Linked DNA regions of Homo sapiens: region 1 is linked to region 2. Evidence: read pairs that join two places in POLR2A ChIA-PET (ENCODE). Cell type or tissue: PC-9. All regions are shown on one strand. Links, peaks and the distances in the headings refer to the core of each region. The heading gives the core; the rest is flanking DNA. Region 1 overlaps IL1RN (interleukin 1 receptor antagonist). Region 2 holds the start of LINC02966 (long intergenic non-protein coding RNA 2966).

Region 1 (5,374 bases), core at 71-5,070, 190 kb after region 2:
GACATTCTAGCAGCACGATGATGATTTAAAGTTTTTCCTCTTAGGAATATTTTATGGAACACTTTAAACCAAAGTAAGGAAGTGTTTTGTTTTTTTGTTTGTTTGAGACAGGGTCTCACTATCACCCAGGCTGGGATGCAGTGGCATGATCTCAGCTCACCGCAACTGTCACCTTCCAGGTTTGAGTGATTCTCATGCCTCAGCCTCCCAAGTAGCTGGGATTACAGGCATGTACCACCATGCCTGGCTAATTTTTTGGCATTTTCAGTAGAGACAGGGTTTTGCCATGTTGGTCAGGCTGGTCTTGAACTCCTGGCCTCAAGTGCTCTGCCCACCTCAGCCTCCCAAAGTGCTGGGATTACAGGCGTGAACCACCATGCCCAGCTAAAGTGTTAAGAGGGGAGTTTTTGGTGTCATCAATGGGCTAGTGTGATAGAGAGTAAGGAGATGGGCTAGGTTTATAAGTAGGAGAATCCCTTTATGCTAGTGCGTATGCCAAAACTTATGCATTGTGCGATTTATGCTTTTTATTTTATCTTATTTCTTTCTTTATTTTGAGACAGAGTTTTGCTCTTGTTGCCCAGGTTGGAGTGCAATGGTGTGATCTCGGCTCACTGCAACCTCCACCTCCCAGGTTCAAGTGATTCTCCTGCCTCAGCCTCCTGAGTAGCTAGGATTACAGGTATGCGCCACCATGCCCAGCTAATTTTATATTTTTAATAGAGATGAGGTTTCACCATGTTGGTCAGGCTGATCTCGAACTCCTGACCTCATGTGATCCACCTGCCTCGGCCTCCCAAAGTGCTGAGATTACAAGCATGAACTACTGCACCCGGCTAATGCATTTTAAAACAGTGCTTCTCAAATTTAATGTGCATGGGAGATCTGGTTAAGATGATGACCCTAAGTCAGTAAGTCAAGCCTGAGATCTGAGAATCTGCATTTTAACTCCAGAAGTATGCTGATGTTGCTGATGCATGAACCACACTTGGAGCAATAAGGCTCTAAAGCAGATTCCTTTGAGCACTGACTCTTCTAGGACTAATAATAATAATAAGAATATGCCACTCACCACAGAAGGCTATTGCAAAGATTAAGTAACTTTGCAATAACTCAGCATTGCCTATTATTTGCATTTAGTGGTGGGAAAACCAAGGCTCTGAGGTGTTAACTAGCTTGCTTATGAGCACCCAGTGCAAGCAGGAGAGTCAGAGTGTGACTGCAGAGTCCCAGAGTTCACCCATGTGACTGTTTTGCTGCCTTGCCTGTTTCTAACCTGTAGCTTGCTGCTTGACCTAGTTTGCATGAAGAGTCTTAGCCTTGGGTTTTACCTTAGAGCCTCACAAATGTTAGCTGCTATTGTTGTCATTAAGCTTTGATGAGTTTTCTGCCTTGAACCTCCTCCTTTTACCAGGATTAAAAATATATCAACGACACATGCCCTGCCCTGCCAGCTACTTCCATTTTATATACAAGAAAGAGAAAACTCAGAGATGTTGGATGACCTCCTCAACGTCATAGGATCTTAGATCTAGAGAAGACCTTAAACATTTTCTCCAGTTTGTTGCCTTTTAGCCTATTTAGTTTAGTTTGCTTTTAGCAATGAAGTCTCCCTTTCAAACAAAGTCCCATGGGAGGTCCAAGTTGTAAAGAAGAGAAAAACAGAGGGCTCTGTTGGGAACAGGGTTCAAGGGATGAATCCTGGCCCATTTATCCTCCCCTCTGCAGGGTTTCCCATTTCCAGAGACCTTAGAGGGAAGGGTCCAAGGAGCTCTGTTTGGAAAATCCCCATCCAAATCAACATTCCCCTCAAACAAATGAGGAACAGTCCCCACAAAGGGAGGTGACTTGGCCAAAATCAGACAGCAAGTGCATGACCTCACTGGGGCCTGCCTCTTGGACTCCAGAGACCAAGCCCAGAATCTAACAGAAACAACCTGGGCAGGTGAAAGGACCACACTCCTCACTCTCCTGACTGTTTACTGAGGTGTGTTTGATAAGTGGTCACTCATGGTCTTGCACTCCCACCTATGGGGACAAATTCAATACTCCATTCACTAATCTCATAATTTCCCAGATGCTCCTTTCTTTACACCCTGGTTGTTGGGGGGCAAGTCTTTTTATTTTCTAGGTATTGTGAAATAAAATATACATACAGAAAACCGCCTAACTGCATCCATGCCAAGAAATAGAATGTTGTCTGGACCCTAAAATCCCCCAGGTGCTCCTGCCTGCCACTCTCTCTCGCAGGGGCCAAGTGTCACTGGGCCTTCAGACAGAGCATGGCCTTGCTTCTCTCTGCACCACCTGTTTCCACAGCCCTCCACACAACAGCCCCATGTTGCCCGTTTTGAACTTTGTAGAAATGGAATCACACTCTATGCATGCTTTTGTGATTCTTGTACCCACATGATGTTTGTAAGATTATCTGTCTTGTGAGGTGCAGCTGGCTGTAATTCATTCATTTTCTTTGCCAAGGAGCACTGTGTTGTGTGCAGATACATGATGTACTAATTCATTCTGTGATGGGTGCTTGGGTTGTTTCCAGCAGAGGCTGTTGTGGACAGTGCTGCCCCATATCTTTTTTGCAGAGAGATTTGCTCTCATGTTATCCAGGGAGAGTGAGGCTGAAGGAAGAAAAGAACTCTCAGAGAAGAGGCCAGGCGCCAGCCTCTGGGGTAAGAAAGACACATTGGTCTTTCAGTTTCCTCAGCACTCTATACCCAAAGCCTGTCAAGGCCAAGGACATAGTCAACAATATAGGCATTTTCAAGATTTTATTGTAAAACAGAGCTGAAGTCACAGGAAGTAGGGAACTTTGCACCCAACATATACAGCATTCATTCGCTGAGTACCTGCCAAGAGCGAGGCTAGGTGCTTGGCCCTGCAGGGACCTGAGACATATACGAGTCATGTTTCCTGCTCTGCAGAGCTCCCAGCCCGGTGGGGGAGACAGGCAGAGGCACAGCCATCTTTCATACAAGTCTCCAAGTGCCAGAAGCTCTACAATGTCAAGGAGCAATTTATTCCTTCAGCAGAGGAAGAAAGAACCCCCAGGAGCCACATTTGCTCAGAGCCTTGGGAGCTGAGAAACTTCTGATAGGAGGTAAAGTACTGCAGGCAGCTGTAAAAAATCTGGAGTGGAGATGGAGCTTGGAGGCTGGGCAGCAGTGCCTGGACAGAGGAGTCCAGATTATGGAAGTGTTTTAAAAGGAAAAAAAAAATTATGGGGCTAACATAGTACCATAACTTTTAATTTTTACAAGTTGGGACATCACAAAAAAAGAAGAAAAAGAAGGGAAAAGCTACCACTTACTTTCACCATCATTTCACAAATGCAGGAATATTTTAAGTCCTCAGCCTCTCCCCGAAAGAACATAATCTCCAAATGAAGGGCTCTCCTTCACGGGGACTGAAAAAAAAAAATCATGAAATCCTAATTTTCATTTTCCACAAACCCTTAAAAACCTCCCTCATGGACTGGTCTTTTCTTTTTTGTAAAACAGGGTGTGGGAGCCACTTGGTTGGGGGTCATCAAGTGGCCTGATGGATCCAGGGCATGGGAAGGTGGAATGAGGGAGGAAGAGGCAGTGGCAAGAGGAGAGCAGGTTGGGCAGGTGGTCGGGGTTTGATCCTGAATGCAGAGGCGACATGGAAGGGCTTTGTGCAGGGGCTGCTGTGCTCTGATTCACACATTAGAAAGACCATTCTGGAGGCAGCATGGAGGCTGGTCAGTTGAAGAGGAGGCAGAGTCCTGTGACCAGGTTGTTGTGACGCCTTCTGAGGGTCCACCCCTCAATGGCTGGTCCTCAGTGCCCCCATAGCCGGGAGCCCTGGGGCAGGGGGACTGGCAGTCCCTGCAGTCCTTGCCATGCAAGAATGGGAACAGGCAGGCCTGGGCAGTACTACTCGTCCTCCTGGAAGTAGAATTTGGTGACCATGACGCCTTCGTCAGGCATATTGGTGAGGCTGACGGGCTGGTCAGCTTCCATCGCTGTGCAGAGGAACCAACCGGGGCAGGCGGCAGACTCAAAACTGGTGGTGGGGCCACTGTCTGAGCGGATGAAGGCGAAGCGCTTGTCCTGCTTTCTGTTCTCGCTCAGGTCAGTGATGTTAACTGCCTGGAAATCAAAAGATGGGCAGGTGAGAGCTGAGGCCTAGGAAGTCCTGTGCTGCCTCCCTCTCCACTCCACGCCATGAAATGGCCCTCTGGACAGCCCAGAGTTAGTACAGGGGAAATGCCATACCCTAAAAGCCCCCAGGTGCTCCTGTCTGCCATTCTGTGGGACTCTGGGACCTAGGTTTATTTATTTATTAATTAATTTTCCCGAGACGGAGTCTTGCTCTGTCGCCTAGGCTGGAGTGCAGTGGCACAATCTCGGCTCACTGCAACCTCCACCTCCTGGGTTCAAGCGATTCTCCTGCCTCAGCCTCCTGAGTAGCTGGGATTACAGGCATGCACCACCACACCTGTCTAATGTTTTCTATTTTTAATAGAGACAGGGTTTCACCATGTTGGCCAGGCTGGTCTCAAACTCCTGACCTCGTGATCTGCCCACCTTGGCTTCTCAAAGTGCTGGGATTACAGGCGTGAGCCACTGCGCCTGGCCTGGCCCAGGTTTCTTAGGACAGCAAAGACACAAAGAGGCTGTCCCACTGTCACACCTTGACTTTGGGAAATCTGGCCACTCTGGCCTTGGACCACTAAGTCTGGTAAATACACGGCACCATCAGCAGAAGCCAAGGCCTGTGGAGCTGGTGTTCTGTCAGGGTTTGAGCTCTGAGAAGATGGGGTGGTGGTGTGTTCCATGCAATGTCCTAGCCATCCCCACTCCTCACAGAACAGGCAGTCACCCTCCAGAACAGTGTCCCTGGTGAGGGATGGGACAGTGCCACAGTATGGCCACTCACATTGAGGTTAAGCTTGCATCCAGCAAGCCCCTGAGACAAAGCCATGTTTTCCCAGGGCTGGGAAACCCATTAACATTACATGAGATAAAGGAGCACAGGGCTCTGGGTGGAGCACCAACTAATCAATTTGAGTCAATAAGGATTGGAAGAGAAAGGTCCTGAGGATGGGCTTTGCTAGAAGACAGCAGGTCTGCGTGGGTAGGGGGGCCCTTGAGCAAGGGAGTAGCACACAGAGATTCAGGTCCTGTGGTAGATGGTTACAGTGGTGGCCCCCAGTGACCGTGTCTCCTGGTGTTCACACTCTTATGCAGTCTCCTCTCACAGGGGGCTAGACTTAGCCACGTGACTGGCTTTGGCCAATAGGATGATGCAAGCAGAAGTCATAATAAGCGCCTGCATGTTGAGGCTCTTTTTGGAATAATCCCTTTTGGAAGTCAGCCGCCATGCTGTAAGGAAGCTCCAA
Region 2 (5,374 bases), core at 186-5,185:
AATGGCGTTCCATTGGAATAAGACACTAAAGAATACTTGGGATGAAAATCAGGAGACACTGGGTGGAGGAGCTGAGTCCTGGCTGCTAGATGACACCTTGAGTGAGTGAGGGGCACGAACAGAGGTGCTAGGAAGCCGACCCCATTCTCTCTGCACACGATGCCAGGGATGCCATTGGATCTCCTGTGTGGGGCTTCCTGAGAACCCCCCTTCCAGGCACCTGGAAACCCTTGCCAGCTCCCACACATCTGGTGATGAGCAAGCCCGCATGAAGCACAAGTGGAAAAGAGCAAGACACTCAAAACCTCTGTCTTTTTCTCTTCAAATATTTGCAGAGGGAGTGTGGCAGGAGCTCAGGAATGCGGTGCTTATTGCTCACACTACATTAAAATTCAGATTGGCTTGTGCAATATCCCTGGCATAACCGCTCTGTGCTGATATTTTTATAACTCTTAATATCAAACAAATTGCCTCTTCACTGAGACAGTTTAATGTGACGGGGGCCGTGCCCGCCAGCTTCCTCACGCCGGCCCCATAAAGATCACCGTTCTGTTACTGGGGACAGAGGAGCTATGAATTTACTGTCAAAAATATGACTGGATTATGCAGAGTAAATCTTGGACTGTATTAAAAGGATCATGGTGTTTTAATTTCTTTTCTCTCCCCATACACTTGCCACCACATCTTTTTTTACTAATAAAATAAGGTTGGGGCCTCCATGTTGAATCATCTATGAATCATCTTTTTTGGCCTACCTTCCTGTTTTTGTCATATTCATGCCTCTTCTTCAGTCATCAATAGATGCCTTTGGCTCTACCTTACATTCAGTAGACGCCTCCTCTTTCCTTCATGATCTGGGAGAGAAAAAGATTTGAATGGATTTTTCTAGAAAATCTCCACCATACTTCAACTTCAGGGTCAACAGAATCTTCTCTTGTTTGGGTAACTTTTACCCCAATGGCATCTGGGGAGTAGAGAGAACTATAGTTGAACACTACACTCTTCTTCATGAGCTCATTCTATCAAACACTCCTTTTATTACAAAGACATGATTTCCTACATAATTAGGAAAAATAGACTGTATTTATTGAATAATCAGTTCTCCCTTTCATTTATAAATCAAGGACCTAGAAAAATGCCAATCAGAGCAATCCATTGAGATAGTACGTATTCCCAAATTGAGTTGTTATAAATCAACCCAAAGCAAAGAAACCTGACATTTTACTAGCCCAAGTCACTTTACTGTAGGTAATCAGTCCTTTCCAAATATTGAACATAGTTTGTGAACTCTGCCCTCCCACCGTTACTGCCCTAGAGAGCCACTCAGAGACCCAGGACACTGAAGTTTAGAACAAGTGAGTAAGGTGTCCTCCAAGAAATACATTGATTGGAGGAGTTGTGTCAGTAGAAGTCTCAGTACAGCACATGCAAGTGCTAATAGCAGCAGAAACGCAAAGAACAAATGATCAAAGTGTTTTGCATCATCTTCCAGCCTTCCTAAGACCACACACTCCAGACTGACAGACAGACATACAAATGGACACCAGTCACACATTCTTGTTTTCAAGGCAGGGAGGAAAGCTTCCACTTGAAAAGTGCCCCATCACTTGAAAGGGTTACCTGTGTGAGGTCACATAATTTTGAGTGTTTTTCTCTCGTATCTTTATATGTCAAATCTTCTTTTTCTTCTCTACTTGTATTTTATGAAGTAATACTTAGGATGACTCCACCATTTTCAAGTTTTACATTTTCATATACTTTGAAATTGGTATCCTCACATAACATAGTTAACACCAATCAGAGGTAACTTCACCCAGTATTAAAACTTGGTGCACATTTGTTTCGTAAATGTTTTAGGAAGATTTGAACTGAATAATCTTTTTCTTTAAATATCATATCTTTTTTGTTTCCTATGGCTGAAGCCATATCCACTTCCTTTGCTTCCAGAACATGCCAGATTACCCTGGCTTGCAGAACTGGTCATCTTTGAAAATCTACAAAGTTCTAGAAAGGCTGATCTAGGCTAGGAACTCAGATCAGGCCCTGTAGAATTGTCAGCTATTAAAATATGTCACATCTTATGCTTATGAAACTAGGAAAAAGCATAAATCACGCTTTTATAACTGACTGCTATGGTCTGAATGTGTCCCCCAGAGTTCAAATGTTGGTAACTTAATCTCCAATGCAACAGTGTTAAGAGGATGGATATTTAAGGGTTATTGGGCTCTGTCCTCGTTAATGGATTAATGGTGTTATCATGGGAGTTAGTTATTGATGGAGCAGGTTTCTGATAAAAGGGATGAGTCTGCCCTGCTTTCTCTCTTGCTCCTTCCTGCTCTTTTCCCCTTCCTCCTTCCCGGCTAGGATGATACAGCAAGAAGGTCCTCACCAGATGCAGCCCCCAACCTTGGATTTCCCAGCCTCCAGAAGAGTAAGAACAAAAAAAATTTTCTTTATAAATTTCTTAGGCTGTGGTATTGTGTTACAGCAACACAAAACAGACTAAGACACTGACTATGATAAAAATGGGATGATCTAGGCCAGGTGCGGTGGCTCACACCTGTAATCCCAGCACTTTGGGAGGCCAAGGTGGGCGGATCACGAAGTAAGGAGATCAAGACCATCCTGGCTAACACGGTGAAACCCGATCTCTACTAAAAATACAAAAAATGAGCCGGGTGTGGTGGCAGGCACCTGTGGTCCCAGCTACTTGGGAGGCTGAGGCAGGAGAATGGCGTGAACCCAGGAGGCGGAGCTTGCAGTGAGAGGAGATCACGCCACTGCACTCTAGCCTGGGCAACAGTGCAAGACTCCGTCTAAAAAAAAAAAAAAAAAAAAAAAATCTGAATAATGCAAAAGTTAGGAAATCTTGATAATAGCAAAAATTTAGAAACAATCAAAATGAACAAAAATATGTGCCTTGTTAAAAAAAATCATCCATAGAGCATACAAACCTATAAAAAATCACTGTAACAACTTAAAATTTTGTTTTAGAAGAAATATTTAACATGATATAAAAAGGGACCGGGCGCGGTGGCTCACGCCTGTAATCCCAGCACTTTGGGAGGCCGAGGCGGGCGGATCACGAGGTCAGGAGATCGAGACCATCCTGGCTAACATGGTGAAACCCCGTCTCTACTAAAAATACAAAAAATTAGCCGGGCGAGATGGCGGGCCCCTGTAGTCCCAGCTACTCAGGAGGCTGAGGCAGTAGAATGGCGTGAACCCGGGAGGCGGAGCCTGCAGTGAACCGAGATCGCGCCACTGCACTCCAGCCTGGGCGACAGAGCGAGACTCCATCTCAAAAAAAAAAAAAAAAAAAAAAAAAGGTATTTACAATTTAACATCGAATGAAATAAAGCAGGTCAAAACAATGTTTACAATATGACCTTGTGTTTTAATACATATATATTTTGAGACTTAAGATAAATTCCAAATTGTTCGTAGTAGAATAACAGGTGATTATTATTTTCTTCTATGTTGCTTATCTCTGTTGTCTTAATGTTTGATGGAAAAAATAAGTGTATTGCTTTCAAAATAAGAGGGAAAAAAAGTAGTCTGGAAAATTGTTTTCATTGCACATCTGTGGGAGTTGAAAATTGAGCCTAGAGCTTATAAGACATTCTTGTATTCATGCATCTCAACAAATAATACTTATGGCCTCTAAGGTAAGCTAGCCCTGTGGCACTGCAGAAAAACCAAAGACCCACTACCTGCCCTCTGACAACTTATAGTTCTGCCACCCAAACAAGAGAAAACTTCAATCGCTGCCTTTGAGGTGAGAATTGAGGGCTCATCTCTGCCAAGGACCTCTGAGGCTTCCACAGCTCCTTGGACTGAGGTTGGAGCCAGCACTGCCTCCTGTGCCCTGAGGGTCCCAGGGGATCAGGGTGTGGCTGAAGTAGTCTGGGCCTGCAGCTACTTCCTCAGGTCCACTCTCCCACCCGGACTGCCTGTCCCATTGCCCTTGGACACCCACCTCGTCACACTCTTCTGTTTCTCCCCTTCCCATCCTCTCTGTCCGGTTTCTTCCAGGCCACCTCCAAAGAGACCTGCTGCTCCACCCCCAATCTGTTGCTTGTGCCTTACTAGAGGTTTCTGCCCTTTTCAGCGCCACATCCCAGGAAAGGAAGAAACATGCTCCAGGGCTGGAAGTTCGTCTTTGAGGGGAGGAAGTTCCCTGGAGTCTGCAGCAGATGGGGGAGGCCCCAGTGGGGCGCACGTGGATGCATTTCTGGGAGGAAACCAAGTACCATCCGCTCTCGCTCGCTCCCATCCAGTGTTTTCTTCCCCCAGTGAGTCTCTTAATTTTGCTCATTTATCTTAAAGAGCTCCGTGAGCGCCGTGGGCTCTGGTGGGGGGTGGGGGGGCGCACGGGGCCTCCGACACCCGACCCCCACGCCTGCCTCCCAGAGGAGCCATCCAGCGCGGACCAAATCTCATTTTCCTACAAATAGTTTGTCAGAAGCAGCAGGGCAAGTAATAAATCACGGAGAGCGAGAGCGGAGAGGGGAGGGGGAGACTGGCGAGGGGAGGGCGGGGCCGAGGGGGCGGAGGGAGGGTTGGCGGCGCCGAGGGAGGAGCGCGCGGGAGGCTGCGAGCGGCGGGGAGGGGCGCAGGCCAGGGAGAGACAAACGGAAAAGGAGGGAAGGAGATCGAAGAGACAAAGAGAGGAAAACACGAGGGAGGATGAGAAAGGGAGAAGGAGCCAGGGGAGTCCAGAGAAAGGAAGCAAAGGGAGAGGGAGAGACTGAAGAGAGGAACGGAAAAGACTGGAAAAGACAGCAAGGGGTGAATCAGGAAGCAGAGAAGGGGAAATAAAAGGAGAGGAGAAAATGAATCCAAAGAGGATGCAAAAAAGGAGGAAGGAGAGATGTCTGGTAGAGAGGCAGACCCGGAAAAGGAATGTGGGCGAGGGGGTGCTCCATGTGTCCTGAGCCCCCTCTATGCCCTGAGCCACAGGGGTGCCTGTAGTCCGACTCCTTGACCACGTCCTCCCCATCCTTATCCCTGCTGCCTGCTCCCGGTGGACTGATGCAGGATGCAGGCAAGGATGGGCTCATCTTGGTCCACTGTTAGCCGGCCTAGAGAGACAGTCATTGCAGTGTGTGTGTGTGTGTGTGTGTGTGTGTGTGTGTGTGTGTGTGTGTGTGATGGAGACAGGGAGGGAAACCTGCATACCAACTATTATGATGAAGACATGCGTTCTTAAGCAGGCTACTTCACTCTTCTGAGCCTCAGTTTTCTGATCTCGAAAATGGGAACAATAATCTCTCTTTTCAGGCTTGGGAGAATTTAAAGAGATGACCCACAGGAAAAGCATCTACCACACGGTGCAGGCTGTTGATTAGGAAACGCAGCCTCCCTTGAGTTT

What was found. ChIA-PET counts read pairs that join two places held together with the same protein. Peaks named below come from ENCODE experiments on the same cell type or tissue, not always from the same donor. Only the 100,000 strongest peaks of a DNase experiment are listed, where the experiment ranks them.
Region 1: POLR2A ChIA-PET joins it to region 2 with 5 read pairs; 1 of 35 experiments calls an interaction of 5 or more read pairs at or near these places.

The regions. Positions count from the first base shown.
Region 1 is chr2:113,131,403-113,136,776 of GRCh38, reverse strand. IL1RN (interleukin 1 receptor antagonist) reads right to left here. Exons shown (of 4, transcript NM_173842.3): 4 at 2,763-4,121. The coding sequence ends at 3,906. Among named protein-coding and RNA genes, the nearest start is that of IL1RN, 6.5 kb to the right of the region's middle. RefSeq lists a silencer at 1,161-1,310. In PC-9, for the core only: no CTCF peak of the experiment used is centred there; a DNase peak (open chromatin) is centred at 2,896.
Region 2 is chr2:113,324,159-113,329,532 of GRCh38, reverse strand. LINC02966 (long intergenic non-protein coding RNA 2966) reads right to left here and starts at 4,495. Exons shown (of 4, transcript NR_183358.1): 1 at 3,980-4,495; 2 at 756-854. LOC105373567 (a long non-coding RNA gene) reads left to right here and starts at 4,214. Exons shown (of 3, transcript XR_923223.4): 1 at 4,214-4,295. In PC-9, for the core only: no CTCF peak of the experiment used is centred there; DNase peaks (open chromatin) are centred at 352 and 4,552; H3K4me3 peaks cover 1,722 bases; H3K27ac peaks cover 1,833 bases.